Regions from separate parts of the Homo sapiens genome. Here regions 1, 2, 3 and 5 are each linked to region 4. A link is a loop called in an ENCODE intact Hi-C map of the cell type or tissue named here. Cell type or tissue: heart right ventricle. All regions are shown on one strand. Links, peaks and the distances in the headings refer to the core of each region. The heading gives the core; the rest is flanking DNA. Region 1 overlaps SBF2 (SET binding factor 2). Region 2 overlaps SBF2 (SET binding factor 2). Region 3 overlaps SBF2 (SET binding factor 2). Region 4 overlaps CAND1.11 (a long non-coding RNA gene). Region 5 overlaps ZNF143 (zinc finger protein 143).

Evidence for each region. Peaks named below come from ENCODE experiments on the same cell type or tissue, not always from the same donor. Only the 100,000 strongest peaks of a DNase experiment are listed, where the experiment ranks them.
Region 1: it touches region 4 in a loop (4-fold over the local background); 21 of 110 quality-filtered maps call a loop at or near these places.
Region 2: it touches region 4 in a loop (7-fold over the local background); 52 of 110 quality-filtered maps call a loop at or near these places.
Region 3: a loop joins it to region 4, with 4 times the contacts of the local background. A loop is called at or near these places in 24 of 110 quality-filtered maps.
Region 5: a loop joins it to region 4, with 3 times the contacts of the local background. A loop is called at or near these places in 7 of 110 quality-filtered maps.

The regions. Positions count from the first base shown.
Region 1 is chr11:9,970,160-9,976,387 of GRCh38, forward strand. The region is part of intron 13 of SBF2 (SET binding factor 2); the gene reads right to left. Among named protein-coding and RNA genes, the nearest start is that of LINC02709, 210 kb to the left of the region's middle. In heart right ventricle, for the core only: a CTCF peak has its summit at 2,919 (motif pointing left); no DNase peak of the experiment used is centred there.
Region 2 is chr11:9,859,536-9,865,763 of GRCh38, forward strand. All of the region lies in intron 17 of SBF2 (SET binding factor 2), which reads right to left. The region is part of intron 1 of LOC101928008 (a long non-coding RNA gene); the gene reads left to right. Among named protein-coding and RNA genes, the nearest start is that of LINC02709, 100 kb to the left of the region's middle. RefSeq lists an enhancer at 3,383-3,942. In heart right ventricle, for the core only: a CTCF peak has its summit at 2,776 (motif pointing right); a DNase peak (open chromatin) is centred at 2,755.
Region 3 is chr11:10,205,074-10,211,301 of GRCh38, forward strand. The region is part of intron 1 of SBF2 (SET binding factor 2); the gene reads right to left. Among named protein-coding and RNA genes, the nearest start is that of SBF2, 86 kb to the right of the region's middle. In heart right ventricle, for the core only: CTCF peaks have their summits at 3,167 (motif pointing right) and 3,389; no DNase peak of the experiment used is centred there.
Region 4 is chr11:10,319,678-10,325,905 of GRCh38, forward strand. The region is part of intron 1 of CAND1.11 (a long non-coding RNA gene); the gene reads left to right. Among named protein-coding and RNA genes, the nearest start is that of CAND1.11, 14 kb to the left of the region's middle. In heart right ventricle, for the core only: CTCF peaks have their summits at 3,553 (motif pointing left) and 3,758; a DNase peak (open chromatin) is centred at 3,404; H3K27ac peaks cover 639 bases.
Region 5 is chr11:9,522,091-9,528,318 of GRCh38, forward strand. It overlaps ZNF143 (zinc finger protein 143), which reads left to right. Exons shown (of 16, transcript NM_003442.6): 15 at 3,150-3,296; 16 at 5,440-6,228. The coding sequence ends at 5,523. Among named protein-coding and RNA genes, the nearest start is that of WEE1, 48 kb to the right of the region's middle. In heart right ventricle, for the core only: no CTCF peak of the experiment used is centred there; no DNase peak of the experiment used is centred there; H3K27ac peaks cover 1,267 bases.

The sequences.
Region 1 (6,228 bases), core at 372-5,371, 350 kb before region 4:
CTTATGTTATTCATGCTGTAGATTAAACTCAATACTATCCCATATATCCTATTTTTTTTTTTTTTTAGACGCAGTCTTGCTCTGTCGCCCAGGCTGGAGGGCAGTGGCGTGATCTCGGCTCACTGCAAGCTCCACCTCCCGGGTTCACACCATTCTCCTGCCTCAGTCTCCCGAGGAGCTGGGACAACAGGGCCCACCACCACGCCCGGCTAATTTTTTGTATTTTTAGTAGAGACAGGGTTTCACTGTGTTAGCCAGGACGGTCTTGATTTCCTGACCTCGTGATCCACCCGCCTCAGCCTCCCATACATCCTCTTGACACTTAAAATGGCCAACTGCCATCACTTCTTAGGGCTGCTCCCCACAATTCTTTTTGGTTATATGGCCCAGACCTAGATAAAGAAAATGTTGGGCTAAGGCAGATGATATAGCTAGTATGCCTCAGCAATATAATAGAAACACACTGCTTCCTCCCACTGCCGTAAGTGTCAAAACACATGGGTTCCAGTTCTTGCTCTAGTCCTTATTATGTGATGCAGGGAAAACAACTTTGCCTAAGTTATATAATTAAGCTTATCTTATATAAGGCTCCTCAGAAGGTGAAATCAGATTTAAAATCTGTTCTTGCCAAAGCAGCTCTCATACATGCTCTGTATTTCCCCCCATATCTAGCAAAGACAGGGAAAAATAAGTAAGTAAATCCTTAGTCCAACTCTTAGTAATCACTCTTTCTAAACCAAATGTTGAAAAAGTGTTTTACAATTCTGTCTGGACTTAACACCAATGTCACTGGCCTGTAGTGTCTAAAACTGCCCTTTTCAAAAAGTAGTGTTTTTGTTCTTCTCTGTTCTTTAGGCATGACTCTTACTCATATACTGTCTTCCCAAAAATAATAAATATCAATTCTCTAAAACATATTGGGTAGGTATCTTTTTTTTCAGGCTGGCCAGGTAATTCATATGGATCTTGAGGTCTGAATTATTTAAAGTATATTCATTACTTTGGTTTCTATCTATATTTTCTTTATAATAAAAATTAAAACTCTAAATATATTTCCCATGAAGTAAATATTTATAATAAAATTTAAAACTTGGAAAAATAAAAGTAGAAATAATCTTAGTAACACCAGTATTTTTTCTAGTTATATATATATATTTTTCTCTATTGTTATATTATCTGTCTTCTGTCTTTTTCCAAAAATGACTTGGGGTGGTTTAGAAAAAGCAGGATGCATTGGCCAGGCACAGTGTCTTATGCTTATGTAATCTCAGCACTTTGGGAGTTCGGAGTGGGCAGATCACTTTAGTCCAGGAGTTCAAGACCAGTCTGGGCAACATAGTGAGACCCCATTTCTACAAAAAAATAAAAAATTAGCCAGGCATGGTGGTGCCTGCCCATGGTCCCAGCTACTCAGGGGACTGAGGGAGGAGGATAGTTTAAGCCTGGGAGATGGAGGCTGTGGTGAGCTGTGATTGCACCACCACACTCCAGCCTGGGTGACAGAGTGAGACCTTGTCTCAAGAAAGGAAAAAGAAAAAGAAAAAGAAGGATGCACATATCACTTCTAGTCAAAATCTCTAAAGAGTTGGTCCTATAATTTGGTAAGTTCATCCTAAACTTCATAGGGACATACAAAGACCAAAAATAGTCAAGGAAATTCTGAAGAAGAGTTAAGTGGGAGAGTTAAGATTTCCAGATATCAAAACTTACATAAACCTTTAATAATTAATACAGTACAACAACTGTTATTAGTGAAGGGTTAAAAGGATGAATGGAATAGAATAGAGAGCCCCAAAACAGGACTATGTGAGAAAATATGATAGAGATAGGTGGCATGACAATTCAGGGGGAAAGGTTAGACAATTCAATGAGAGGTAGTATAACAAAGTATTTTTAGTTCATGATCTCTGATTTCAGAACGCCTCGTTTCAAACTCTAGCTTGGCCACTTACTAGTAGTGTGACCTGGTGCAGTGTCAATTCACTTACCCCATGTGTTGTAGTTTTCACATCTGTAAGGAAGATAATAATATAGTACCTACTTCATAAGGTTCTTATGAGTATTGAACGAGCTGTTACAGTAAAGCTGTTAGAACACACAAACACACACACACACACCACCCCAGAATGAATCTAAAGGCTGTTTTCCAAAAATTTTGGCTACATTCATTTAAAAAATATGTATTCTCTTATTCTCTGCATATTCTATGGCATGGTACCATGCTTCTATAACTAAAGCCATCTCTTTCTCCCAAGATTTCCAACACATTACCAACTACTTACATTTTAGTAATTATAGTAGTAGTATCCAATATGTTTTTTGTTTGTTTGTTTGTTTTTGAGACAGAGTTTCACTTTGTTGTCCAGGCTGGGGTGCAGTGGCGCGATCTCTGCTCGCTGCAACCTCTGCCTCCCGGGTTCAAGTGATTCTTCTGCCTCAGCCTCCCAAGTAGCTGGGATTACAGGTGTGCACCACCACGCCTGGCTAATTCTTTTGTATTTTTAGTAGAGACGGGGTTTCACTATGTTGTTCAGGCTGGTCTCAAACTTCTGACCTCGTGATCCACCAGCCTCAGCCTCCCAAAGCGCTGGGATTACAGGCGTAAGCCACCACGCCCAGCCCTCCAATAAGTTTTAAATAGAGTCTTCCCAGAAGCAATTAGAAATATTGTAAACCAAATCCATACACAATTTAGAATTACAAGCATTAATTTACAAGCTTGTAAAAAAGATCATGTTAAAACAAAGTTCAAAGTTGAATATCTGTAGTTATATAGATATTCTACACCAAAATGCAGATTAGGGATTTTGTTAAATTATGATATATTTAGCTGTGTTTAGAAGATTCGAAAAAGACTTATGCCCCAGAATACAGTAATATTTGGTTTTCTGGCTCCTGAGTCTGTATACTGCTGCCCTCTAACGGGCAGCATGATAAATGTAAAGGACCACATTTGCTACCTTGAACCTAACTTGGTCGCGAAATGACTTTTGAGAAGACAATAGCAATGAGAGGAAGTTTAGGGTAGGGCTCACTGTATTCTGCATATACTTAAAAACATCTGCTTTTACTTGTAACACAAGATGTGTTTGGACTGGTCCCTTGAACGTCACCAAGCTCATTAAAAGCTACAGCCAAATTTTGTGTTGAATCTCCTTGTTGAAATAAGGAAATCCGTTATTTTCCGACAGTACAAAGCAGCAGCCAAATTTTCATCTTTGATTCCAGAGAAATGCAAATATAAAGTAATAAACAAGGGCTAGACAACTAAACACTTACAGTGAACCTGGCAACATTTTTTTCCAAAGTAACCAAAATAAACTACTGAAAAGAGTTTGGCAGAATGCACTGTCTTTTACATTTTGAATTTGGATAATGATTTTCAAGGAATGGTCTCTATAATCCTGCTTTAAGAGTATACTTTAGTAATTCGAGGTAGAATGATTTTTCTCAGACATGAAAAAGTGACATATACACACATCATCTGGTCTGCAGCACCCCTCCCCCCTGCAGCACGCCCAGCTACCCCCAGCTTTGGTAGGCTAAGTGAGAATATGCCTAGGGGTTACAGAATACAAGGCTTGAAACTAATTTCAAATAAAAGCAAAGCAAGGCACAACAAAAGCCCCAAACCCCAATGGAAATTCAAAGTAGGCAACAGCCACCTTGGGAAAAAGAAAATTTTTCCTATGTATTGGTCTCAGCACTGAAAGACAAATCAATATGATATTGTTAGAGCTTATCAAGTTTCCCAGATTAATTCAAGTATTTGAAATTATTTAACGTGCACAAATTATACTTAGAGCTATGTGGGATAGCAAGTGACACAAATTTTTTTTCTAATACAGTTGATGGCAATACTGTCACTGGAGTAAATTGTTAAACATTGTCAAAACGTAACTGGACTCTTTAGAGTTGCCTGGTAGTGTACATGACATTGATGGAATGACTCATCCTCAATTTTCCAACTTCATAGGACTTTCAAGGATCACATCCTTGTGAGATGACTGAGACATTCAACTGAATGTCTTATCCTTAATACAAGTAGATGACTTTAATATTTGATATGCTGGTTGCCCTAATTCAGGGTTTCTCAACCTATGCACTAATTGACATTTGGGCTTGATAATTATTTGCGATAAAGAGTAGGTGTCTTGTGTATTGTAAGATGTTTAGAAGTATCTTTGGCCTTTATCCACTAGATGACAGTAGCACAGTCCCTCCAACTGTGACCACCAAAAATGTCTCCAGACCAATTTCATGAAGTAGGGTGGGAGGGTTGCTCCTGTTGAGAACCACTGCTCTAATTCATGACTCCAGATAGAGATTTCCTATTCTAAGACAAGTACTCTTGTCACAAGTACGAAGGCAACATACAGTGACCAGCTAACAGTCCTATACTCTCACTCACCTGCTGAAATACAAATTAGAATCACAATGAGATACCACCACATACCTGTTGGAAAGGCTAAAACAAGACACCCCCAACACCGCCCAAAAAAAAAAAAAAAAGAAAAGAAAGAAACCAGCCGGGTGCAGTAGCTCATGCCTATAATCCCAGCACTTTGCGAGGCCGAGGCGGGTGGCTCACGGGAGTTCGAGACCAGCCTGATCAACATGGAGAAACCCCGCCTCTACTAAAAATATAAAATTAGCCAGGTGTGGTGGTGTATGCCTATAATCCCAGCTACTTGGGAGGCTGAGGCAGGAGAATCGCTTGAACCCAGGAGGCAGAGGTTGTGATGAGTCAAGATTGTGCCATGGCACTCCAGCCTGGGCAACAACAGCGAAACTTTGACTCAAAAAAAAAAAAAAAAAAAAAAAAAAAAGAAAAAAAGAAACCAACTGACAATACCAAGTGTTAGTAAAGATGTGGCACAAATGGAATGCTAATATACTGCTGGTGAAAATGCAAAATAACGTAGACACTTGAGAAAACAGTTTGGCAGTTTCCTATACAGTTAAATATTGTATTACCATATATTCCAGCCTCCCACTCCTAGGTATTCATACAAGAGAAATGAAAACTTATATTTATACAAAAACTTATGCAAATGTTTGGGGTGGTTTTATTCATTATTGCTAAAATTGTCTTTCAGTTGGTCAACAGGTAAATAAAACTTTAGTCCATCCATAAAGTGGATTACCACTCAGAAAAAGGAATAAACAACTGTATGAAGCAACATGATTGAATCTGAAATGCACTGTGCTAAGTGAATGAAGCTAAACTCAAAAAACTACATAATGCCATTATGGAAAAGGCAAAACTATACAGACAAAAAAATTGATCAGTGGTTGCCAAGTGTTTGAGGTGGTGGGAAGATGTGACTATAAAGGAGAATTAAGGAACTTTGGGGGAGTGATAGAAATACTCTACCTACTTATTGTGATGCTAGTGGTTGTATGACTTCATGCATTTGTCAAAACTCGTAACTGTAGATTAAAAAGTATACATTTTACTGTATATAAAAATTAGATCATGATAAACCTGACTTATAAGTGAACAAAGAAATCAGATAGGACGGGAGGGGGGTTCAATTTGAAGCCTATGCTTTGCGGGCAGGGCTTCATTTCATCATCATTATCTATATAAGTCGTTTATGTCTATGTCTTGACTCTCTAAAGGTAATCACAATATTTTACTTCCTTCCTATAATTAAAAAATTCCTTTATTCACAGTTGGCAAACAGTATAAATATCATCAGTGTAGATGACATGTAGTGAAATTAACCTGGTAGTGAAATTAACATTTTGCGGAAATGTAAAGGGCGTAGATTTTATTTGATTTGGACTAGTTATTTCTTGTATTTGAGTTTTGTTCTCCCATTAGGATTCTATTTGGTTCAATGCTGGGCAATGAAATATCCATAAGGCACAATTATAAATCTCATATTCTTCTTCTTCTTCTTCTTCTTTTTTTTTTTTTTTTTTTGAGACGAAGTCTTGTCTTGCTGCCCAGGCTGGAGTGCAATGACGTGATCTCGGCTCACTGCAACCTTTGCCTCCCAGGTTCAAGCGATTCTCCTGCCTCAGCCTCCCGAGTAGCTGGGATTACAGGCACATGCCACCACACCTGGCTAATTTTTTGTATCTTTAGTAGAGATGTGTTTCACCATGTTGGGCAGGCTGGTCTCCAACTCCTGACCTCATGATCTGCCCGCCTCGGTCTTCCAAAGTGCTGGGATTACAGGCGTGAGCCACTGCGCCTGGCCCAGATATCTGATATTA
Region 2 (6,228 bases), core at 391-5,390, 460 kb before region 4:
TGGAATTGAGTTCATCTGTTTTCTGTGAGTAGAACTAAAGTTTCTGATAAGTTTTCTTTCGAAGCAATTTAATAAGCTGAGTGTCTTCTCCTGAAATGCTGGACACTGAAGATGATTACTAAGGTTATATAACTGTTACACAACAAAAGTTGGTTCATTTCTTAGGGACGTATACCAGATATATAAGACATCTGGTAAAAATTACACGCTCAATACATGCTAATCTCCTTTTTGGTCTAGAACTGCATACCACGAAATGTAGTACCTGTGTAGTTAGAAGCTGGGTGGTTGTGATTTTGCCTTAAAGAGTCTCTGTGTACTACATGCCATCTGTAAGACCCTTTCAAGATAGGACTGTGTTACTGCTGCTGAGGTAACTGGCTATAACCTCAATTCTCCCTATTAAGTGGCTGTAAGTTGTGGCTATGAAGCAAAAATCAGGAGTTCTTTGAGGGTGCACAGGGATCATTGTTGGATTTCATTATGCCTATCTGCTCATTTAAGAAACAGTTACTGTCTACCTATGGGAAATCATGAACAAAATGTGTGTGGTTTTGTGAGTGCGTAAGCAGAAGCCACACACACTGAATCACAAGCTCCTTCTATACTCTGCATGAAGACACTTGGGACATGGATTACACACTTTTTCCTCCTTCATTTTTTAGTCCTTTACTGTAAGGACCAACAATTGTTTCAGTAGCAGTACACAAGCCTATTTTGAAACAGTTTTTTTTTTTTTTTTTTTGAGACAAGGTCTGGCTTTGTTACCCAGGCTGGAGTGCAGTGGCATGATCATGGCTTACTGCAGCCTCAACCTCCCAGGCTCAAAAGATCCTCCCACCTCAGCCTCCCTAGTAGCTGTAGTAGCTGGGACTACAGGTGTGCTCCACCACACCCAGCAATTTTTGTAGCTTTTTTTTGTAGAAAAATTTGAACCTGGGAGGTGGAGGTTGCAGTGAGATGAGATGGGGTTTTTGTAGAGATGGGGTTTCATCATATTTCCCAGGCTGGTCTTGAACTCCTGGGCTCGAGTGATCCACCTGCCTTGGCCTCCCAAAGTGCTAGGATTATAGATGTGAGCCCCCATGACCAGCCTGAAAGAGATTTTAAAGGCACTAAATTCAAATGAGATAAAACTGTAATTCTCAACTGCCTTTACCATGAGTATACTCAGGGCAGTACCATTTCTTACAAATGCAGCATAACATAATCAATGGCAACTCTAAAAATGTTGAAGTCTTGAAATTATATTCATATAGATAAACTCCAAAAAACTGAGCTTTTAACAAATCCTTATCAGATTCTCACAAAGTACTTTTAGGATAATCAGCATGCCAAAAAAGTTATTAATTAAACATCTTTTATTAAAACTTAACAGAGATGTACAGGAATCTGAGGGTGTAATGAAGCCCCACCTTTCTTCAGTATTTTTCACACTGATGGTGTATATTTGCTTTCCTTGGCACATTTGAGTTGACATTACAGGTTGAATGTCCCTTATCTGAAATACTTGGGACCAGAAGTGTTTCTGATTTTGGAATATCTGCATCATATTTACTGGTTGAGCATTCTAAATCTGAAAATCTGACATCTGAAATGCTCCAATGAACATTTCTTCTGAGTATCATGCCAGCCCACTACAAGTTTAGAATTTTGGAGCATTTTGAATTTTCTTTCTTCTTTTTGGAGACAGGGTCTCACTCTGTCACCCAGGCTGATGACAATCATAGATCATTGCAGCCTAGAACTCCTGGGCTTAAGGGATTCTCCCGCCTTAACCTCCTGAGTAGCTAGGACTACATGCATGTACTGCCATGCCTGGCTAATTTTAAAAAATGTTTTTTGAGGCCAGGCACAGTGGCTCACGCCTGTAATCCAAGCACTTTGGGAGGCTGAGACAGGCAGATCACTGAAGGTTGGGAATTCAAGACCAGCCTGGCCAATATGGTGAAACCCCGTCTCTACTAAAAATACAAAAATTAGCTGGGTGTGGTGGCAGGCACCTGTAATCCCAGCTACTTGGGAGACTGAGGCAGGAGAGTTGCTTGAATCTGGGAGGTGGAGGTTGCAGTGAGCTGAGATCGCGCCACTGTACTCCAGCCTAGGCAACAGAGTGAGACTCCATCTCAAAAAAAAAAAAAAAAAAAATGTTTCTTGAAACAGGTTTTCACTATGTTGCCCAGGCTGGTCTTGAACTCCTGGCCTCAAGCAATCCCCCCACCTCGGCCTTCCAAAGTGCTGGGATAGGATTAGGCCACCAAGTGTGGCCCAAATTTTTGAATTAGATATACTCAACCTGTATCTTCATGTTTATGCACAAACTAAAAGTTGAATATGCAAAAACTAATCTAAATAGTTTGAGCAAAAGTGGGACTATATATGTTCCAAGGAAGAAAAACGGTGCAAGACAGAGTGACAGTGGCCCAAAGGGTCAGAACCCACAGCCTGTTTACTAGGTGAGCATTACAGCAGGGTGAAGTGACTATAGTACAAACACTTGGTGGCAAGACAGACACAAACGGCTATGGCATCTGTGATAGTGGCAGTAGTCTTAGTAAACAGAGAAAATAAGTGCCTGCAGATAAAATGATCTCCTGATATGTGCGTTAGAAATCATTAACCCCCAAATACTTAAAATATTATTCTTTTTCTAGACATGCAGTTTGCCTTCTTTCTTTGTGGTTTCTTGCTTTGTCTGGTCAACCACAAGCAGGGAGCACTGTGTCCCTCAGTGAGGATGGGCAGGGCCATTCCACTGATGGGTGTTCTCAGGACCAGCAGAGGGCAGTATCACTTTATTCTGCCTAGACTCCATCATGGCTTGATCTACAAATTGCAAAAATGGAACTTTGCAGTCAGCTTGGGCTAGAAAGTGGGTGGTAAGGTAAATATTTCAGGTGTTCACTGTGCATTTGAGAGAATCTATAAAGAAAGAGAACTGTTCAGGGTCATATGGTAAGATGAGTAGAACAGATGGGAACAGAAATAAAGCTTTCCATTACTCTACGTTGTTTCTGTAAGATACAAAATGAACATATTTTACAAAACAAACCTGTAATATAATTATGTAGGGAAAGATGTAATGAGACTTTAGGGTTTCAAATTCAGTATAACCTGGGACAGTAGCAGTAATTTTAGTAAACAGAGAAAATAAGCATCTATGGATAAAACTATCTTCTGATTGTGATAATTTATTTAAAAAAATTTTTTTTATTATTTTGTGTTTATTTTATTTTTTTGATTCTAATAATTTCTCTGGTTTGAAGAAAAACTTTCCCAAGACAAGATGGTTTTACAAATTGGTCTGTATACTAGCATCATAATCTTTTAATATTGCACAAAGATGAGATTTAACTCATACTGAGGGTGTGAGATGGTGGTGCTGGTTGGGAATGCTTTTGTCAAATCACATCTCTCTTTCATTCTCTTCAATTCTGGCAACAATATTTACATTTCATAATAATTTTTAAGATTCTGTCCTAAAAAAAAAAGTGGTATTGTGCCATGCAATTTTATGAGATGTTTAAGAATGTGTTGACTTCCTTCTTTATCTAGAAAAAACAGCCCGTGAAGGTACTAGATTAAGCAATGCCATTCATTTTCCACAAAGCTTTCAAAGGAAACCCAGCATGGGACAGGATATGAAGAATAAACTCATGGGGCTCACCAACCAGCAGGCCAGATTCAAATCCAAATAAAGGATGCAAATCATCTGAGAGATGAGATGGTTAAGGGAAAGGTTAAGATATCAGCATGAGGGGCCTGTTGAAGGCCTGTCTGGCTAGACATGTTAGTTCCCCAAGCTCAAGGCTCTCGTTTGGGAGCTCAGGGAAAACCAGATTTCAGGAAAGAAGGCTAGCTGGCAGGTCTTTTCCATAAACATGTAATGGTCTTAAAGAATAATAGAGAGATTCATTGTCTAAATTGCTGGAGATTTCCTATCTAGTTCTGGTCCCTGGAATATAAGTGTACCTAACTAACTGCACAATTCAGGGATGGTGCTAGCAAGTCCTCCTGTGATTCTGCTCTGGCCTGACCAAGTCCAGATATTAAATCACTTTAATAATTAATTTTAGAGCATTTTCTGATGAAATTGGGAGTCTTTCTTTTGCTTAGTCTTGAGAGACAAACAAAAGGAAGACAGGAATAGAAAAAATTGTATCCAAAACCTGGCTTTATCAAATCTTAAACATATTTGCTTTGTCCCTCCCTCTCTCTCTTTTTTTTTTTTTTTAAAGAAAGGACATACAATACATACAAGTCCACTGTATACTTCTCCTGATTCTATTTCTCTCCTATCCTAGAGGTAACCATGATCATGAATTACATATTATCATTCCCATTTTGTTTTTTACCTGTGTATGTCCATAAAGAATACATAAGTTATATTGCAGGTTTTATTCTATCCCTTATTGATGCTTTTCATGTATATAACTCATATTTCATCTATTTATGTGACATCTAACAACTATATAATTAATCAGGAACAAAACACAACTGGCTTATGTAAACATACAACTCAGTTAGCAGGAGCAGAAAGAGAATGGCCTATAAGCAATGAGTATTTAGGATATTATGCTCATTAGTTAGTGGGATTTACAGAATAGTGAGTAATCCATTTAGTTAAATGGGATGACTATAAGCATCTTCTACAGTTTTTCCTGTTTTACTACCTGATACTCAGATTGAACAGTACAAGTATCCTTAAACTCAGAATGGTCTATAACCCTTCTAGATTGCTCAGATCAAGGCATACAATTTCTGCACGAGAGGTATATTCATCCACCAGCATTGTCCAGTATTCACTTGATGTGCCAGATTCTATAAATGTCAGTAGTTGGGATGAATGGATTGAAGTCCTTTTTTATCAAGACATAGTCTCGCCTTGTGACCCAGGCTGGAGTGTAGTGGCACAAACAAGGCTCACTGCAGTCTTGACCTCCTGGGCTCAAGCAATCCTCTTGCCTCAGCCTCCTGTGTAACTGGGACCACAGGCACACACCACCATGCCTGGCTAATTTCTGTATTTTTTGTAGAGATGGGGCCTCACTTTGTTGCCTAGGCTGGTATCAAACTCCTGGGCTCAAGTGATCCTCCCGCCTCGGCCACCCAAAGTTCTAGGATTAATGCCATGAGCCACCAGGCCCAGTTGAACTCTGTTTTTAAACCATTTAGCCTTCTAATGATTCTGTGTCTTAAGTTGTTTAGTAAATATTAAGAGTTCAGAGGATAAATCAATTTCTTTCCTTTGTGGTCCAGAAATTGGTAGACATCAAATCCAAGACTGTTGTCAAGTCCTTTGCCTGGGTTTGGTGGTCTCAAAAATATAAGATATAATCTAAATTCTCCCAATCCTCCCCATTTTTGGCCAGTTTTTATTTATTTTTTTTTTTGAGACAGGGTCTCACCTGCTGCCCAGGCTACAGTGCAGTTGGCACAATCTTGGTTCACTGCAGTCTCAACCTCTGGGGCTCAAGTGATCCTCCCACCTCAGCCTCCTGAGTAGCTGAGACTACAGGTGTGCATTACCATGCCTGGCTAATTATTAAACAAAATTTTTGTAGAGATAGGGGTCTCACTATGATGCCTAGGCTGGACAACTTTATACAAGTAGTACAATGTTGTGTTTCATTCTGCAACTTGGTTTTTCATGCATTATGTTGTTAGATTTATTCAGGTAATGAGAATTATCTGACAACTAGAAATATCTCTGTAAAAAATATTTAAAATAAGAAAAAATTATTATAACCAACCTGTACTGAGTATAATACATTCTCAGTATAAATATTTACTGATTCAGTTAGTCCTCACAACAATCTTATGACCCACTGAGATAAGTACCATTATTTCTCCTGTTTAAAAATGAGGAAAAAGCCGGGCGCAGTGGCTCATGCCTGTAATTCTAGTACTTTGGAAGGCTGAGGCACGTGGATCACCTGAGGTCAGGAGTTCAAGACCAGCCTAGTCAACATAGTGAAACCCTGTCTCTACTAAAAACATAAAAATTAGCTGGGTGTGGTGGCACATGCCTGTAATCCCCAGCTACTTGGGAGGCTGAGGCAGAAGAATTGCTTGAACCTGGGAGGCGGAGGTTGCAGTGAGCCAAGATTGTGCCACTGCACTCCAGCCTGGATGACAGAGCAAAACTGTCTCAAAAAAAAAAAAAAAAAAAAAAAAAAAAGGCGGGAGGCGTTGGGGGGCGAAACTGAGGCAAAAAGAAGTAATTTG
Region 3 (6,228 bases), core at 478-5,477, 110 kb before region 4:
GTAGGTGACGGGATGATAGGTGCAGCAAACCACCACGGCACATGTTTACCTATTTAACAAACCTACACGTCCTGCACATGTATCCCAGAACTTAAAATAAAATTGAGTTTAAAATAAATAAACAAATAAATAAATAGTGGTAATGGTCGCACAACTCTTTGAATATACTAAAACCACTGCATTTTACATTTTAAAAGGATGAACTTTACGGTATGTAAATTATATGTCAATAAAGGATTTTCTTTAATGAATCTCTGATCAGACACAATGGTATAGACTCATTTTTTCTTGCTCTTCCCCACTAAGTATAAGCCTATAAATAACACAGGAGGCAACCAAAGGAGAACTCTGAAAGGTGGTAAGAGGAAAGTAAACTGTTTTGTAACCCTCGGAATGGAGGAACAACACAATGGCAGGACATCTTACCTATCTCTACCAAACAGAAGAAGGCAACCCAGGCCTAGCATGTCCCAATCCCCAGGTTAACAACAGAAGGCAGCCAAGGTAGGCTCACTCATCTCCCAGATCAAACAGAAGTTCCACTAACAACACAGGGAAAGCCCAGAACCATGAGCAGGGGATAGACAGCCACAGTGATAATAAGCAGCCAGGGAAAGCACTTTCCTTCACTCCTGGCCCTGACTCCCTTTCCCCAAAGGCAGATACCATGTGAGTAGGCATCACCAGCAAGAGAGACCCCATCACAATAAGCAGGATGGCCTGGGAAGCCTTTGTCATCACAGGCCTAAGGCTCTCCTACACAACCAAGAGAAACTGAGGTGTCCAGCTAGCACCAGCAAGAGGTATCTCGCTGTATCAAGTAACCTCGGCAGACATTTTGTTTCTATGGGCTTAAGAATTCCCTCCCCAATCCAGAAACACTGGGGTAGTCAGAGGACACCAGTAAGAGAGACTCCACTGTAACAAGCAGTCTGGCCCAGGTAGTCTCTTTGTCCTCATGAGTCAGAATCTCTCATGTACTCCCCAGTGACATCAGGGCAGTGAAATAGCACCAATAATGAACATCGTGCCACACAAAGTAGCCTGGTCCAGCAAAACCTCTTTGTCCCTGTAGCCTGAGAGTCCCCTCCCCCACCAAGAGACATCAAACAGCTCAGCCTGGGGAATGATTTCTGCCACCTCAGGCAGCACCAGTGGGAGCTCTAGTGCTGCCTGAGGTGACAGAAGGGCTATATTTAATGGCCCCAGCATTAAATAAACAAAGAAAACCAAATAACCAAGAAAATCAAAATAACACTGAAAAGGCTCTGAAAATTAAACTGCCACTGGAACAACAGCCTACAAAATTAGACTATGGTCTACATGCTAACTCTAAACACAAAAACTAACATAACAGCCAAAATGTCCAGGATATAGTAAAAAAGCACCCATTACACCAAGAACCAGAAAAGATCACAACTTGAATGACAAAAAGACAATTAACTGATGCCAACACAGACATGAATCAGATGGAAGAATTATCTGCAAAGATTTTAAAGCAGCTACCTTAAAAATACATCAAATCATAAACTCTCTTGAAACAAATGAAAAATAGAAATATCAGCACAGAAATACGTTATAAATCAAACAGAAATTATAAAACTAAAAAATAAAATATCCAAAATTAAAATCTCACTGGATGGTTTCAATAGTAGAGTGAAAATGGCATAGCATAGAATCAGTGAACTTGAGGTGAAATCAGTAGAATTTACCCAGTCTGAACAACGGAGAGAAAACAAATTAAAATATAAAGAACATTGGGAACCCATGGGAGGTCCACAGACCATAACAAAAGATCCACTATTCATATCACTGGAGTCCCAGAAAAGAGGAGAGGAAGAGGGGAACTAAAAGAATATTCAAAGAAATAATGGCTAAAACACTCCCAAATTTGGTGAAGCACCAAACATATTCAAGAAGTTGCGTGACTCTCATACTGGATAAACTCAAAAGAAATCTACACTAAGATACATCATAATTAAACATCTGAAAATTAAAAACAAAGAAGTCTTGAAAGAAGCCAGAGAGAAACATTTTACCTACAGGATAACACCAATTCAAATGACAGCAAATTTCTCATCAGAAACCATGAAGGACAGAAGAAAGCAGCACAACATTTTTCAAGTGCTGAAAGAAAGAACTATCAACTATGAATTCTATTTCCCACGAAACTACCCTTAAGGAATGAGAGGAAAATCCAGACATTCTTGGACCAAAAAAAACAAAGCAAAAAAAACTACACTAACATTGAAGATTGGCTGAAGGAAGGTGTTTAAACAGAAAGGAAATTACAAAAGAAGCAATACCGGAGCATCAGTGGCAAAACAAAAATACAAATCCAAGTCATCCTCAATCTAGTACTTAAATACTTCTCCAGTCCAATAGCTGGTGTTCTGATATCAGCTGGCTCTAAACCTCTTCCCAGGGCAATATTCTTCATGCTTATTCCAACAACCTTTAAGATTGCTTAAAACTTCTCTGTCCTTGAAGCTTACTGCTTGCCTGATTTGCAACCTTTAGTTGCCAGGGTAGGGTGAGGAGGGACCAGAAGGCACTGTCAGAATTGATTCTTTTTTCAACACAAAACTTAATCTGAGTATGACCCTAACAGATAAGTTTAGTCCTAGGGCCCTCTCTCCTAATACTTCCTTTTCTATGGGAAAAAAAAACTAGATCATACAAGGGCAAGCCCAAAGGCACAATAATTAATATTTTTTCTCACTGTAACAAATGGAAAACAAGCTCAACCCTCTCTCACAAGCACTTATTTAACTACTTAAAGAAAACTACTATGTCTTATCAAAGGTAAATATGATATCCATTTCCCTTAACTTCTGAGTACAAGGGCCTATTAAAACACCAGTACATTAAAGCTATCAACAGTAATTATGAATACACAGAAATCATCTAAAATATAAATACCTTCCCATGGTTGATAAACTAATCTAAGAAAGTCCTCAAGAAAAACACTGCCATGTTTTGAAAAGAATACTACATTGGTAATCAGGAGATCTGAGGCTTATCTTAGCTCTGTCACTAACTGGTGACCTTAAGCAAATCCTCTAACTTCTCTAAGCCTTGGTCTCCCACCTGTAAAGTGATCTTAGGTCCCTCCTGGCTCTAAACTTCAGGCACGGTAAACCAACAAAAAATGTGAAATACATACATCTACCACTAGATGGCATAACACTATGATTGCTGATCTGAAAAGCAGACCAAAATCTCCTCCAGATAGATTATGTTGTTAGGAAAACTATACCAGTTTAAATTATACCAATTTAAACTAAGCCTCAATAACTTGTCTGCTGGCAAAGAACTCCCGGCTACTTCATAAACACCTTCATTTTGTATGATGTAGAATGAGAAACCTCTTTCTGAACTTGTTACAGTTATCATGAACCAAACTGAAAATTTACAAAGACATGATTACAGAATTCTGAGAAACTAAGTTTACAGCAAAGGAGGGGGTGAAGGAGGCGGTGAAGACGTGTGGCAGGAAAGAACACAGGTGGAGGGACAGAATGGAGAAAAAAAAAGAAGCTGTTTTTTGGCAATTTCTGCAGTATTATCTATGCCTATCAAGGTATTACGAAAATTATTACCACTATACCACAGAATATTTAGCCTCCCTTGATAATTCAGCAGAGAAAACACTGCCACATTAAAATTTCAGACAAATTTCTTGGAACCAGCTTTAAAAACATTAATATATTGGTAGTATCTATAAAACATTGATCCTTTCAGAAAAAAAATACAACTGAAAATTTAAAACACAATTCTCTATGACTTAACTGTACCACTTTCACTATGTTTAAGTTATATTTACGTTTTCTTCCAATTGCAGATAAGACTAGTACATAGCAAGTGCTTAGTTTCAGCATAGATTTTTTAAATACAACATTTTTAAACTAGGGAGGAAAGTTATTGATTAAAAAACAGCAAAGGCTATTATGTTAATCTTCCTTAAACAAGAAATTCGTATCTGTTGCATAATGCAACTGGACATGATACACATAAATTTCTCATTAAAACTCATTCAATGTGTCCCTATCAATGTATTCCCTAACCCTAAGTCAATAAAGGAGAAGTTACAAAAATCCTTAGTTCTCCAGCAACCTGTGCCTTCAAAATCAAGTAGGCCTTTCTCATTACACAAATACAGGTGACAAATTTCTTCTTCCCAAATACAGTTTAAACATGTCCCCTGCCTACAATGCTCTCCTCTCCACAAATTTGTTTTTTTTTTTTTCCCATCTCTAACTTCCTATCTGCAACTCAAAGTTCACCCTGGAGCATCGCATCTACAGCACAGATAATCCAAGCCGTGTGTTTTCTGCTCAACTCTTCTCTCAAACGCAAACTTCCTATCCTGCAAAAAGCATTACAGATTGTTTATCTGTCCAAACAAGTTATGAGGCTGGTTATAATATACTTTACTACCAGCTGTTTTCCTTAACGTTTCACTCTCCTGAAGACAATCATTTCCTTCTTGTAACAGATAGAGTATTTCTCAAGCTCCCAATGCTGTTTGTACCCCCTATTAAGCATTTCCATAAACACAGCAAATTAATCATGACCAAATTGGGATTTTCTATTATTTCTATAAAATCTGTATCTTCTCTCCCTCCATTCTCTATCTCAGAGAATGGCACGTTATCCATCTAAGCATTCAGTGTCTCCACTAGGATTATGTTCCACTGCATATGACAGAAAACCTAAAACATTAATAGCTTAAACAAGATAAAAGTATATTTCCTTTCATATAAAAGATGTCTCGAAGACAACACTCAGGATCAATGTCAGATCTATGGGCTCAAAGATCCAGCTTCTTCAGGTTCATCACTCCACTATCTACAGGTTTAGACCCTTGTTCTCATGGTTTAATATGTCTGCTAGAGCTGCAAACATCACATCCATGTTTCAAGTAGAAATCAAGAAGGAAGGAAGGAAGCTGGGCACAGTGGCTCATGCCTGTAATCCCAAGCACTTTGGGAGGCTGAGGCAGGAGGATCACTTGAGCCCAGGAGTTCCAGTTCAGCCCGGGCAACATGGCAAAACTCCATCTCTACAAAAAGAACACAAAAATTAGCTGAGTGTGGTGTTGCACACCTGTGGTCCCAGCTACACAGGAGGCTGAGGTGGCAGAATTGCTTGAGCCTACAAGGTCAAGGCTGCAGTGAGCCAAGATTGCTCCACTGCACTCCAGCCTGGGAAACAGAGCAAGACCCCATGCTCCCTTGCACAAAGAAAAAAAGAAAAGAAAGAAGAAGAGAAGAGGAAGAAAGGAGGAGGAGGGAGAGGAGGAGGAGGAAGAGAAGGAGGAAGGTATAGAATATTTTAAGGAGAATTTCTGGAAGAACAATTTCACTTACATATCACTTGCCAAAGCCTTGTCACATGATTACACCCAATAGCAAGGGAGTCTCTTAGTCTCTTAGACAATTGCCCTGCTAAAACACAAGAGTTTTATTTCTAAAGGAGAAAAAAATAGTATTAGGAGACAACTGGCCGTTTCTACCAGAGTCAGCTCTTAGTCTGACAGGTGCCAACACATCATGTAGAACCATCTGTTAACCAAGAACACAGCAGACTCCCCAGGAATAAAACCATGGGTGTGGGGTTGTGAAAGGAATCACAGTATGGAAAGGGCCTCTTGTGGCCAGGCGCGGTGGCTCACACCTGTAATCCCAGCACTTTGGGAGGCCGAGGGAGGTGGATCACCTGAGATCAGGAGTTAGAGACCAGCCTGGCCAACGTGGTGAAACCCCGTCTCTGCTGAAAGTACAAAAATTAGCTGGATGTGGTGGCAAGTGCCTGTAAACCCAGCTACTTGGGAGGCTAAGGCAGGAGAATCGTTTGAACCCAGGAGGCGGAGGTTTCAGTGAGCTGAAATTGCGCCACTGCACTCCAGCCTGGGCGACAAGAGCAAGACTCTTGACTCAAAAAAAAAAAAAAAAAAAAAGAGCCTCTTGCTTGCTCAATGTACATGTGTTTTCAGTACTTCCATTTTGCCCAATCCCAGGTATACTGCTTTTATTTGACAATGTAACACTGCTATGCATGCTCATGTCACTGGTATCCAGTATTTAGAAATTTGTTCTCTATCACATCTAACAACAAAGCCAGTAGCCTTCTCAGAGAAGATACAGTTAGCTCTAAAATGAAGGAGGCTTCACTGTGATTCTCCTGTCAGAGCCTGCCACAAATTCCACATAGCAACCAAATGGC
Region 4 (6,228 bases), core at 476-5,475:
TGCTGTTAAATTTAACACATAACATTCCAACTTGATCTTAACTTTGTTAGTTTTTCTAAAACATCAGTTTCTTCCCAAACCATGTTTCCATGGAAAACACAAGCATTTCCAGGCAATAACCCCATCATCTGTGCCACTATAGACAATCATCAGATAAACTTCCTTAATTCATACCACATCTGCTCTTTCAGCCCTGTACGACCTTGAGCATGCACGCACACGCACACGCACACACACATACACACACACACACACACACGCACAGAGAAAACAAAACTCCTAATTATTTTTTCCCAAAATAAGCATCTGACCCAAATTGCCCTTCCAATTTTCTATTAAATGAAAGACAAATTGTCAGGACCAAATCAGCCAACTTTATTAAAAACTGGGAAGTCTTTCAAAAGCTTTCAGGGTGAACTGTCATGTTAAACATGACAAGTAGTTAATAGGGGAGAATTGCATCTATATGGTCCCTGTTTATCTCTTGGCACATTCTGGTAAGTGAAGACTGCTTGGGCACAGGCATCTCTCTCCACTTTATCACTATGGAGGACTCTTTCTTCACCCCACTACTTGAAAAATTAAAGCAATGTGAGAGCCCAAGATATGCCAACTGATTTCTAGTCTGGCCTTGTTTCATTTGGCAGGCAGGATGGGGGCAGGGAAGTGGTATAGTCGAGGACATAGGCTTTGAAGTTAGACAACCTTGAGTTTACACAGACTCTCCCTCCTCCTAGCCCTGTAATTATGGGCACATCTCTTAACCCAAGTCTTAGTTTCATTAGCTATAAAATGGGGATAATAATATTTACCTTATAGGCTTGTTGTAAGGATGAATGATATAACATGGATGAAAGCAACAACCCCTGCCTGGCAGTATAGTATAAGCTCATTAAATGGCAATTCTGTTTAAGAGTAACGACTAAGGATGCTGTGGTTTAAAAAATAAAGAAAAAAAAAGCACCTGCTCTTTCTCAATGCCAGAACACAAAGGTAAAGCAGTGAATATACCATTTCTCTTTAGATTAATCATCTCTAAAATAAGGACATGGCATCAAGGATCTCAAAGATTCTTCCTCTATGACTCTAGCCTTCTGAGGTCTTATATTCAGGGAGAAATGAACATTGAAAAGCGGGAGAAATTAAACCACCTTTCTGACTAGTTCCTTGGGAGACCCAAGCTGTGCTTCATCAGTACTTTCAGTTCCAAAGCGTATAGGATCAAGTCAGTTCCAGAGAGCAGGGTTTGGATGAGGAGGCCTGGGTGGATAGTACCGGTTAACTCCATAGCTGCAAAAACAATTCTTTCTTCACAGTAATACAATGATAGCAAAGGGGACATTTGACCTTTTCAAGATTTTTAAAATGCAAAATACAAGGTATGCACATAATCTTGTTTACTGACTGATCCTTTAAAAAATCTGGCATATTAATAATTCCACTTAAAATACTGAAGATGGGAGCCAGAAGGAAACTTGTTCTTTCTATACAATGACTGAGAAGGGAATTCTAATGAATATTTTGGCACACATATCTCATTTTCTGGCTGCTTTAGGACCCAAGAGCCAGTAGGTCATAATTAAAGCCAATAATGGCAACTCCAGACAGCCCAAATATTTTCCTGGTGCTGTCAATTCACTGCATTAAATGTTTTAACATCATTTTTTGGGGAGTGTAGAACATACGCACAGAGGGGGAATTAAATGTTGATGTGAAATTTGGAACATTTGCTGCAGGTTGCTCCAAAAGATATTGTTTATTACATTCAAAGGAATTATACAATGTTTTCCTTATTAGATAATCTTAAATGACCCTTTCTGGGCTGAGAGCTGTGAAGTGTGTCCTTAAGTTGTCAGAACAAAATCATATTTTCTGCAGAAAAAGAAAACAAAAAACATGTTTGGGGCTGAGGCTGCATGTCATGTAAATAAATGAACGTCTTCTACCTCCACTGGATCTTCAGGAATGTTCTCTTTGGTCACCAGGAGTTGTGTTGCTACAGAGTTAAAGCTACTCACTTTTCTGTCAACTCTACTTCCAAAAAGAAAACCCACAAATATATGTTTGCAAAATCTGTTTGGGATCCTGGAGACAAGGTCCTTAACTTTATCTTTTTCCTGAACAAGTTTCATACTTAAAAAAAATAATAACAATTAAAATTCCTCCAGCCCTACCCCCACCTTCTTCCATCCTTCCATTTCTACTTTAAATGATAAGAAAGTTTCCTCTTGGATGGAAATTAAACATCTCAGCCTGGGTGAGGCAGCTCAGGCCTGTAATCCCAGCATTTTGGTAGGCTGAGGCAGGAGCCTTGCTTGAGGTCAAGGGTTCAAGACCAGCCTGGGCAACATAAGGAAATCCTCCTTCTCTAATCTAAGGGGAAAAAAAAAAAAGTATCTCAGTCTAAGGTGTGTCTGAGAGAGTTCTGAATCACCATTTTGGGATGGAACAAACTGACCAGTCACTTCTTTTTTTTTTTTGAGACGGAATCTCGCTCTGTCACCCAGGCTGGAGTGCAGTGGCGCAATCTCGGCTCACTGCAAGCTCCGCCTCCCGGGTTCACGCCATTCTCCTGCCTCAGCCTCCTGAGTAGCTGGGACTACAGGCGCCTGCCACCACGCCCAGCTAATTTTTTGTATTTTTAGTAGAGACAGGGTTTCACCATGTTAGCCAGGATGGTCTTGATCTCCTTACCTCGTGATCTGCCTGCCTCGGCCTCCCAAAGTGCTGGGATTACAGGCGTGAGCCACTGCTCCCGGCTGACCAGTCACTTCTTAAAGGCAAAACTGGATTTGCTCTGCAAAACAATTCAGCAAAAACTTGGGTTCCAACTCTGGTGCTACACTGTGACAATGGAAACTTTCCAGCTACAACTTGGAAGTTGGGAGCCAAGCACAATACTAAGTCAAGGAAGGTATTTGAGGCCAAAGCAGACAGTGGTCTTGGCACTGCCTGCTCCTGAGCCCAAGCTGCAGCAGCTGTGGGGTGGTGATGCAGCTTTCAGAGATCTCTAAATCTCTAAGTACACCAGAAACCAGATTTTATTAACTCCCCTTTTCCACTTTTTTTTGCCCCTACATTTCTGCCATGGATTATATCATAATAGATGGTGAAAATGCTGTGAGGTGTATACTCAATTCCTAGGCATTCTTCCACTTAATCATACTCAGTTTTCTTTGAGGGCCTCCACATTGTAAATGAGCAACACCTTGATACTGGGAAAATGAATATGAAACTCAGGGCCACAGCCTCTGTGATCTGGTCATTCTGGGGCAGTCATTTTCCTACTTGGCCTACAGAACCAGGCAGGTCTCTGGCCTGGGGGTGGCGGGTGATGTTGTATTCTCTTGTCAAAGTGCACAGAGCCCACTCTGAGAAGATGCTATACTCTTCACGTTACAAGACGGCAATATGCCCGTTTCTGGGCCAATTGGCTGACTCAGAGATGAGGAGATTATTCCGTGACACTTTGTTTTCATTCCAGTCCAAAGGGCAAAAAAAAAAAAAAAAAATGTAAAACTCTGCTGCCACCTGCTGTTTCTTTAGGAATAAATTCTTGAAACGGTTCTAGGTTGATTGTATATTGGTTATCTTAGCCAAGTGCCTTGGTGGTGAATTTGGGGGATTTTGGAATATAAGTTTATGTAGTTGTGTACCAACTGGACTGTCATTTCCTAGGATGAACTGTTGGACCACATGGGTGGCTTCTCTCTTTCAGTCCATTAAGTCCTGCCTCCCTCATCCCTTGCTGAGACTCAAGGGCAGACTCCTTGATCCCAGACAACTTTCCAAGGGAGTTCACGCAAGGCTCTGACCAGTGAGGCTCCAGAGCAAAACCCAGGAGGCTTATAGGTTTAAGTGTCTTTTCTTTATGGGCCAATGATGTCTGAAAACTGTAGCAGTAGGTAAATTCCCCAAGCACAGACTATTCTCTGCTGGGTGTCAGTGGGTGGTATTGGAAGTGCCTCTCAGAAGTGCTCTTCTCAGCTTGAGGTTCATTTGTGATGAGGTTCATTTGTGGTGTCTCCAGATGTTTTATCTTTGTCTTCCTTGAGGAAACTGAGGCAGATTAAGGAAGACGAGTGTCCAGGAAAGTAAAGGCTAGCTCCATTTGAATCACACCCAGGTGAGAATACTTGAGCTCAGGTTAGATGATGAGAGGGATGAGGAAAACAGTGGCTCCTCGGAGCTCAAATAAAGAGCACTGGAGCATTAATATAGTCATAAGCTTAGATGGGCTTGATAAAGCCCTTAGTCATCTTATTGGAGGCATCCAGAGGACAGAGGCTGCCTTGCCTTGACTATATTAGTGGCTTGTTGCTGCTCCAAATCAGAAAGTGGGATTTTCCTTTTTGCCTTCTTTGGGAAGATCCATTTGTATGTAAATGAGTTCTTTTTGATTGCAGTCATTGTTGTAGCTGAGAATTCTTTCAACCAAGATCTTTTTCTTGGCAGAGATTACTGAGTCTATTAAGTGTGTTTTCATATAATTCTAAGTGACTTTTTAGATGGACACAGAAAGAAGTGTTAAGGAAATGACCCTTGGTCTTTTCTCCTATCAAAGAGAAAAGGCATTTGAGTGGTATCGATAAGCATTGAAGGTAACTGATGGCTTATCACTGTGTCTGGCATTATAGCTGGCACATTTATTGACTGAATGGTCAAACTTATCACCCGTTGTTCTTCCCAGAAGGTTCGTGAGACCTGTTGGGGAGGGACGGGGATAGAAAGGAACAGAAGGAAGAGTCTCAGAGTTAATCAGGTGGAAAGTCTGTAAGTGGAGTGAACCATGGGAGCTAGAATGCTATGGTAGGACCAAAATTAATACTGTATATGTCAAAATAAATGTGTATTACTTATAAAGTATATACAGTTCCTAAAAATTATCAAACAAGGTTATTATGTACAACATTTCTCCCTTCTGTGTCTCATTCCCTAAATATTATGATTGTTAACATATTGCACAAGCTTGACCATGTTTATGCTTCATGTATTTTCTTGTTTATGTCCCCGTTGTTCTCCCTCAGTATTTTGTAAAGGCTTTGGAAAAGTTCCAGCCTATCTCAGCTATGTGAAGAAGAGTTCAGGGAAGGAGTTTGTATAACACTAAAGAAATGTCAGTATCTCCTCACAGGTAGGGGCTGACATGATGCCACGGCAATGGGAAATGAAGTGGGAAACCCGAAGCAGGAAGGAAAACTCAGGAGAACTGGGTTGGGATAGTGGTTTCAGCTTCTCCTCGCCTCCTAAAGAGTCTCTTGATAGTTCTCAGGCCTTGAAGGTTCTGCCTGCCCCCAGGTTCCCCACCCCAGGAAAATAAGCAACTTCTCAGGAGAATAATGAGGTTGGTGTTTACCTTTGTGCTTCATTTGAGTAGCATGAGAGCACCCCATTCCTCACATCTGTTCATTCTTCTCCCCTTAGAAATCTTGTCTCAGCTGAAAGGTCAGAGCTAGAAGCCCCAATCTGCTTCTAGCTCTGACCTTCTGGCTTTGTCAGGAATCCCTATGAATTTGTGCTGTTGATTTTCTTTGAACTAAATACAGAAATGTGTCTGCACTCTGGGATAGAGAAGAGAGTATAGTAATTGCCAGGAGAACTGAAGATGACCTTAAGGCAGGCCAGGTGACTGGTAAACCATACCCTTCACAAGGCTACCAGAGCTCTAGCCTGACCAATATTATTTTGAAAGGGAATACATTAGAATCCCTGGTGACTAGATGAACATGGCCATCACTATTTCTACAAACCTGTCTTCTGATGAACATATACTCCTGCTGGATGGTGTCAAGACATGCTTGTTTCTTGAGTGGTTTAGATACCAGTTATTGCCCCTCCTGTTATGCCTGGTAACTAGGATGCTGTCAAGAAAATACAGCAGGACTTCATTGAGCTTAAAAAGAGCGTTTCAAAAATATTGCATTAGCCTTTTGTCCTTTCAGTCTGTTTTTCATAGAACAAATGTAATCTTAGTCGCTACAAATTTGTTTAAAATAGCTCTTCTGGTGAGTCACCTAAAGTTAACTGCAGATATGGTATTGTTTTAGCCATGTCAAGCTTGAAATGTTATCCAAGTCCTAGGAACTACTCACTATGGGAAGCTGATGATGTATGTGCCCTCACACGTGTTTTGAGGGTGATCCTATAATGTCCGGAGAGAAAGAAATGCCTGAGATGAACTGGTCAGCATTACATTTCTCAGAACGGGCTGCAAGAGCTTCAGAAGCA
Region 5 (6,228 bases), core at 796-5,795, 800 kb before region 4:
GGAAGGTAAAGCAATTCTTAGAGGAAAATTTCTTTTAAATGCTTGTATTGGAAAAAAAAGGTTTAAATTGAATGATCTTAGTTTCTACCTTAAGAAAAATTAAACAAAAAAAGTAAATGGAAGGAAATAAGGACTGGGCGCAGTGGCTCACACCTGTAATCTCAGCACTTTGGGAGGCTGAGGCAAGTGTTCCCGAGTAGCTGGGACCCAGGCTGGCCTCAAACTCCTGGGCTTCAGGGATCCCTCAGCCTCAGCCTCCCAAGAAGCTAGGACTGCAGGTACAAGCCACTGCTTCTGGGGAAAAAAAAAAAAATTTAAATTGTCTACTGCCCTTCTGGAACTCTAGTTACATGTATATTAACTAGGTGTTGTCTTACAAGTTGCTGGGAATCTATTTGGCTTTTTTGTTTTTTGTTTTTTTGAGACAGTTTTCGCTTTTGTTGCCCAGGCCGGAGTGCAATGGCACGCTCTCGGCTCACTGCAACCTCCGCCTCCCGGGTTCAAGCGATTCTCCTGCCTCAGCCTCCCAAGTAGCTGGGATTACAAGCACCGGCCACCACACCTGGCTAATTTTTGTAATTTTAGTAGAGACGGGGTCTCACCATGTTGGTCAGGCTGGTCTCGAACTGCTGACCTCAGGTGATCCACCCGCCTTGGCCTCCCAGAGTGTTGGGATTACAGGTGTGAGCCACCACACCTGGCCTATTTGGGGTTTTTAACAATCTTTCTCAAGGTTCTTCAGATGGAGAATGTATATTAATTTGTCTTTGACCTGGTTCTCCTCCCTCAGCCTCCCGAGTAGCTGGGACTACAGGCACCCGCCACCATGCCCAGCTAATTTTTTGTATTTTTTTTTTTAGTAGAGGTGGGGTTTCACCATGTTGGCCAGGCTGATCTCGAACTCCTGACCTCAGGTGATCCACCCACCTCGGCCTCCCAAAGTGCTAGGATTACAAGCGTGAGCCATCATGCCTGGCTAAGCAATTGTAATTTTTAAATTGCATTCTGGACCTTGTGGATGACACATTATAGAGATTCTGAATTTTGTTATCTTTCTCTGGAGAATATTGATTTTTTTTTTCTATTAGCTAGTTAAATTACGTGTTGTGGCTGGGTTTTGTACTTTGTTAAGGCAGGTCTGTTTCAGTGTTGCTATAAGGTCTTAGGGTGAATATTTAGTCCTGGGACGTAATCTTACCTCCTAACTTGGTAAGATTGAAACTTCAAATTCCGTCTCTCTTTGGTGAGTTGCACTGAAAGCTCTCCTTAGTTTCTCAGCCTTCTAGATGCTGCTTTGCCAGTCTTGTTGGAATGTTGTTGGAAACCGGAAATATTTGTGTTGAGGGGTCTTAAGGATTTGAGGCCGGGCGCGGTGGCTCACGCCTGTAATCCCAGCACTTTGGGAGGCTGAGGCGGGCGGATCACGAGGTCAGGAGATCGAGACCATCCTGGCTAACACGGTGAAACCCCGTGTCTACTAAAAAATACAAAAAATTAGCTGGGCGTGATGGCGGGCGCCTGTAGTCCCAGCTACTCGGGAGGCTGAGGCAGGAGAATGGCGTGAACCCGGGAGGCGGAGCTTGCAGTGAGCCAAGACGGCGCCACTGCACTCCAGCCTGGGCGACAAAGTGAGACTCCGTCTCAAAAAATATATAATAATAATAATTATTATTCTGGCTGGGCGCGGGGGCTCACGTCTGTAATCCCAGCGCTTTGGGAGGCCGAGGCGGGTGGATCGCCTGAGGTCAGGAGTTCGAGACCAGCCTGACCAACTTGGAGAAACCCTGTTTCTACTAAAAATACAAAAATTAGCCGAGTGAGGTGCCGCATGCCTGTAATCCCAGCTACTCGGGAGGCTGAGGCAGAAGAATCGCTTGAACCTGGGAGGCAGAGTTTGCAGTGAGCTGAGATCAAGCCATTGCATTCCAGCTTGGGCGACAGAGCGAGACTACCTCAAAAAAAAAAAAAAAAAAAAGGATTTGAGGACAGTTTATACAAAGATTTGGGGGCTTCCCACTCAAATTCTTTGCTTTCTGGGCTATTCTTCTCTGTACTGCTATTCTGGCAGCCCTGGACTCCATTATCTTTAACCTTAAGTTGCCCCAGGCTGCTCAAACTGGGTAGTGCCCTCAGTGTGAAATCTATTTAAACACAGATATAACACAGTGTGACTCCCTTCTTTTGAGAATCCCCTCTAGTTTCTTCCTGCTTGTCATTGCTCCTCAAAGCCTTCATATAGTTGCTTTTTCATATTTTTGTCAAGGGTTTATAATTGTTATCTGCAGGAAGGTTAGCCCAATATAAGCTACTTAGACATTGCTGGAATGAAATCTGTTTTTCTTATAGAATTAGGGAACATTATTGGGATTGATCCAAGCTAAATATCTATTAGCTTAAAATGTAGCATTTTTAGTGGATGAATAGCCAAGTAAAACAGCAGTTTTCATTTTTAATCTATTCTTTCTCTGAATTTGGCTGAGTAAAATTTTAGAATATCATCTAACAGAAATAGTTAATTGCCATTTTCCATGTTATCTGCATTTTTTTAAAAAGTTGTACTTGTGGTATAAGAGCCACAAAAGCCCTTTTAATCCTCCTGGCTAGATGCTGCAAGAGGAGTATGGGAAGATTCCATGGAGTCTAAAATGGGAAATGAGTATGAGATGAGATGCTGTTTGTCAGTAGTACCACTGGTCCTTTCAGTTTTCCTAGTTAAATGGAAATCTAATTTTAAATACGACAAGTAAAGAGGAAAAAAATCATTTATTTTCTCCTATGAGCCAATCTCAGGAAAAAAAAATGGACATTTGAGGTGCAAATTAGTCCACATACATAACTTCCCAAGCAGTCACTTAGGGGTAATAGAATCTAGGTACAGCCACATCTCCCTGGCTAATGGGGCCTGGCATAGCAGATCCATTTCTCCAGTGTTCTCTACCCTATTTTGCCGTTGGCTCACTTCATAACCTTAGATAATGAGCCTCAACTTCCTCAAATAAACCTCCTTTCAATATAGGCTTTGACAAGTCTATGGTCAGAGGAGTTTTTCCTTTTCAATTTGAAGAAATCCATTGTATTAAGTGGACTTTAACCTATTTAAATCGCAGGTTTAATTCTTTATGTGTATGGTTTGTTTTGTTTTGCTTAAGGTTGCAATTGTAGCTCAAGACTTGGCAGCATTCCATACTGCCTCATCAGAAATGGGGCACCAGCAGCATAGCCATCACTTAGTAACCACAGAAACCAGACCTCTGACCTTAGTAGCAACATCCAATGGCACCCAGATTGCAGTTCAGGTGAGTACCAAGGCATACTGTCCTCAGTCGACAGCAGTGCTGCTCATAGCTTTCAACTTTGTACACTGTGCTTCGTGTATAACCTTTACAGGAGGCAAGGTGTAGAATAATCTCTATCACCTAGCCTACTTTAAGGAAATCGGTGTATTTGAGGTGGACTCAAAAAGACCAGCACTTTGTTCTCTACCCATCTTTGCATATTCTAGGGGAATTTATAGCAAGAAAAAAAACCTTCAGGTATATATCCCTGTGTGCACCCACCCAGGCATCTTTACTCTCAAAATAAAAGTCTAATTAGGCAGGGGTCTGTAAAGCACTTAAGAGCTACTCCTTAGAGAAAAACCTAGTGGAAACACAAATCCTAAATAAGTCCTCTGAGAATCCTTGCACAGCCCCCATTTTAAAGTGGGGAATGTCAGAAGACTTAGAAGGAATCATTCTCTGGGAAGCAGAGAATTTAGAATCTTAGGTGCAGCCGGGCATGGTGGCTCATCCCTATAATCCTAGCACTTTGGGAGGCTGAGACAGGTAGGTAGCTTGAGCTTAGGAATTAGAGACCAGCCTGGGCAACATGGTGAAAACCATCACTACAAAAAACACAAAAATTAGCTGGGTGTGGTGACGGCTGCCTGTAGTGCCCAGCTACTTGGGGGGTGCTGAGGCAGGAGGATTACTTGTACCCAGGAGATTTGAGGCTGCAGTGAGCCAAGATTGTGCCACTGCACTCCCGCCTGGGTAACAAATGAGACCCCATCTCAAAAAATAAGAGACCAGCCCAGGCAACATGACGAAACCCCATCTCTACAAAAATACAAAAATTAGCCAGGTGTGGTGGTGTGCACCTGTAGTCCCAGCTACTCAGGTGGCTGAGGTGGAAGGATCACTTGAGCAAGGGAGGTTGAGGCTGCAGTGAGCCAAGATCGCACCACTGTACTCCAGCCTGGGCAACAGAGCGAGACCCTGTCTCAAAAAAAAAATTAGAATGTAAAGTAAAATAGAATCCTAGGGGCTAGGTGCAGATTACCTGTCCTTAGGGAGATTTTTTTTCCGCCCACGTGTTTACTTGATAAAGAGTTAGAACACACTCCAGGAAATGTCAGCTGTTGGCTTTATGTAGTTTATGGGTATAGAAGCTAAAGGCTCAAGAAGCTCTCTTTTGTTGGCTGAGGTAAGCATCTTTTGTCTCTTGCATGTATGAATTTTTTTTTTTTTTAGTTTTTATTTATGTAAAAATAAATAGAGATGGGGTCTCACTATGTTGCTCAGGCTGGTCTTGAACTCCTGGGCTCAAGTGATCCTCCTGCCTCAGCCTCCCAAAGTGCTACGATTATAGTCATGAGCCACCATGGCCAGACTGTATGAAGATTTTATCAAAATCCCAAGTAAATTGCAGGCCAGGCACGGCAGGCTGGGAGTACAGGTGCACGCTGCCATGCGCAGCTAATTTTTGTTTTTTGAGACGGAGTCTCGCTCTGTCACCCAGGCTGGAGTGCAGTGGCACCATCTTGGCTCACTGCAAGCTCCGCCTCCTGGGTTCATGCCATTCTCCTCCCTCAGCCTCCCCAGTAGCTGGGACTACAGGCACCCATCACCACGCCCAGCAATTTTTTTTTTGTATTTTTTAGTAGAAATGAAATGGGGTTTCACTGTGTTAGCCAGGATGGTCTCAATCTCCTGACCTCGTGATCTGCCCGCCTCGGCCTCCCGAAGTGCTGAGATTACAGGCGTGAGCCACCGCGCCCAGCCAATTTTTGTATTTTTTTAGTAGAGATGGGGCGTTTTGCCATGTTGCTCAGGCTGGTCTCGAACTCCTGGGCTCAAGCAATCTGCCTGCCTCCACCTCCCAAAGTGTTGGGATTACAGGCATGGGCCACCATGCCCCGCTGAGACCTCATCATATCACCAGGCCTGGCTGCACATAGGATTTGAAATTCAAAAAAGAAAAAGAAATTGCATTGCATTATTCTCCCCTGCAGGAAATTGTTTTGTTCTCTTAATGTTTGAGTTAGCAGTAGTATTTTAACAATCCCAAGTGTCAGAATTACAGAGAGAAGTTTCACTTCTGGCATATAACATTTCTTTGGCATTTTCTTGACTGTGGCTTTTGAATTGTTAGCGTTTGATGTGTGTGTTCCTGTTTCAGCTTGGAGAACAGCCATCTCTGGAAGAAGCCATCAGAATAGCGTCTAGAATCCAACAAGGAGAAACGCCAGGGTTGGATGATTAATCCTCAGAACAATGGAGCAATAAAGCAGAAGGAGTCTTTCATCTTCTGGCAGCAGAAATCCATGAAGCCCGGGCCCAGGAAAATTAGAAGTTTTCCATTCCTGATACACTGTACACATTTTTATGCGAGAGTGGAGAACATTTTATTCTTGACACTTTTGTGTATATAACCCTTGGAATAGATTCTCAGAGTGATTCATTGTGTACAAGGAAGTATGAAATTAGGGCAATACAGTAAATTTTCATGTTACTCTTTTATCAGATCACAAACTCCTAGAGTCTACATGCAAGACTAGTAAAGTCTTATGGAGTCTTATGATGGATTTTTAACTTCCCGTGGAAAAAAAAATAAAGGCTGTATCTAAAATATCAAAGGTTCTATATGTCACACAATCGTAATTCCAAAAGCCATTATGGATAATAAAGGGTGTAAAGCCTTCAGATATTTCCCCAGTTAGTAGAGTGTCTGCGGTTTTTGTTCTACTATATGCTTGTCCATTTTTATTTGTATCTCATGGTTTGCAGACTGTTTGAATAATTTATAGTTTCCCATCCCTGTTAAAAACCAGCTCTTCAAGCTGAAATGCTAATTATATTGGCATTACATTGAATTATGTACAAAATTATAAAATTTGGTTATTTAAAATTAAAAAGTTAAATCCAGTGGTTTTGTTAAAGATTTTGCTTAGTATTCAATTTTTATTAC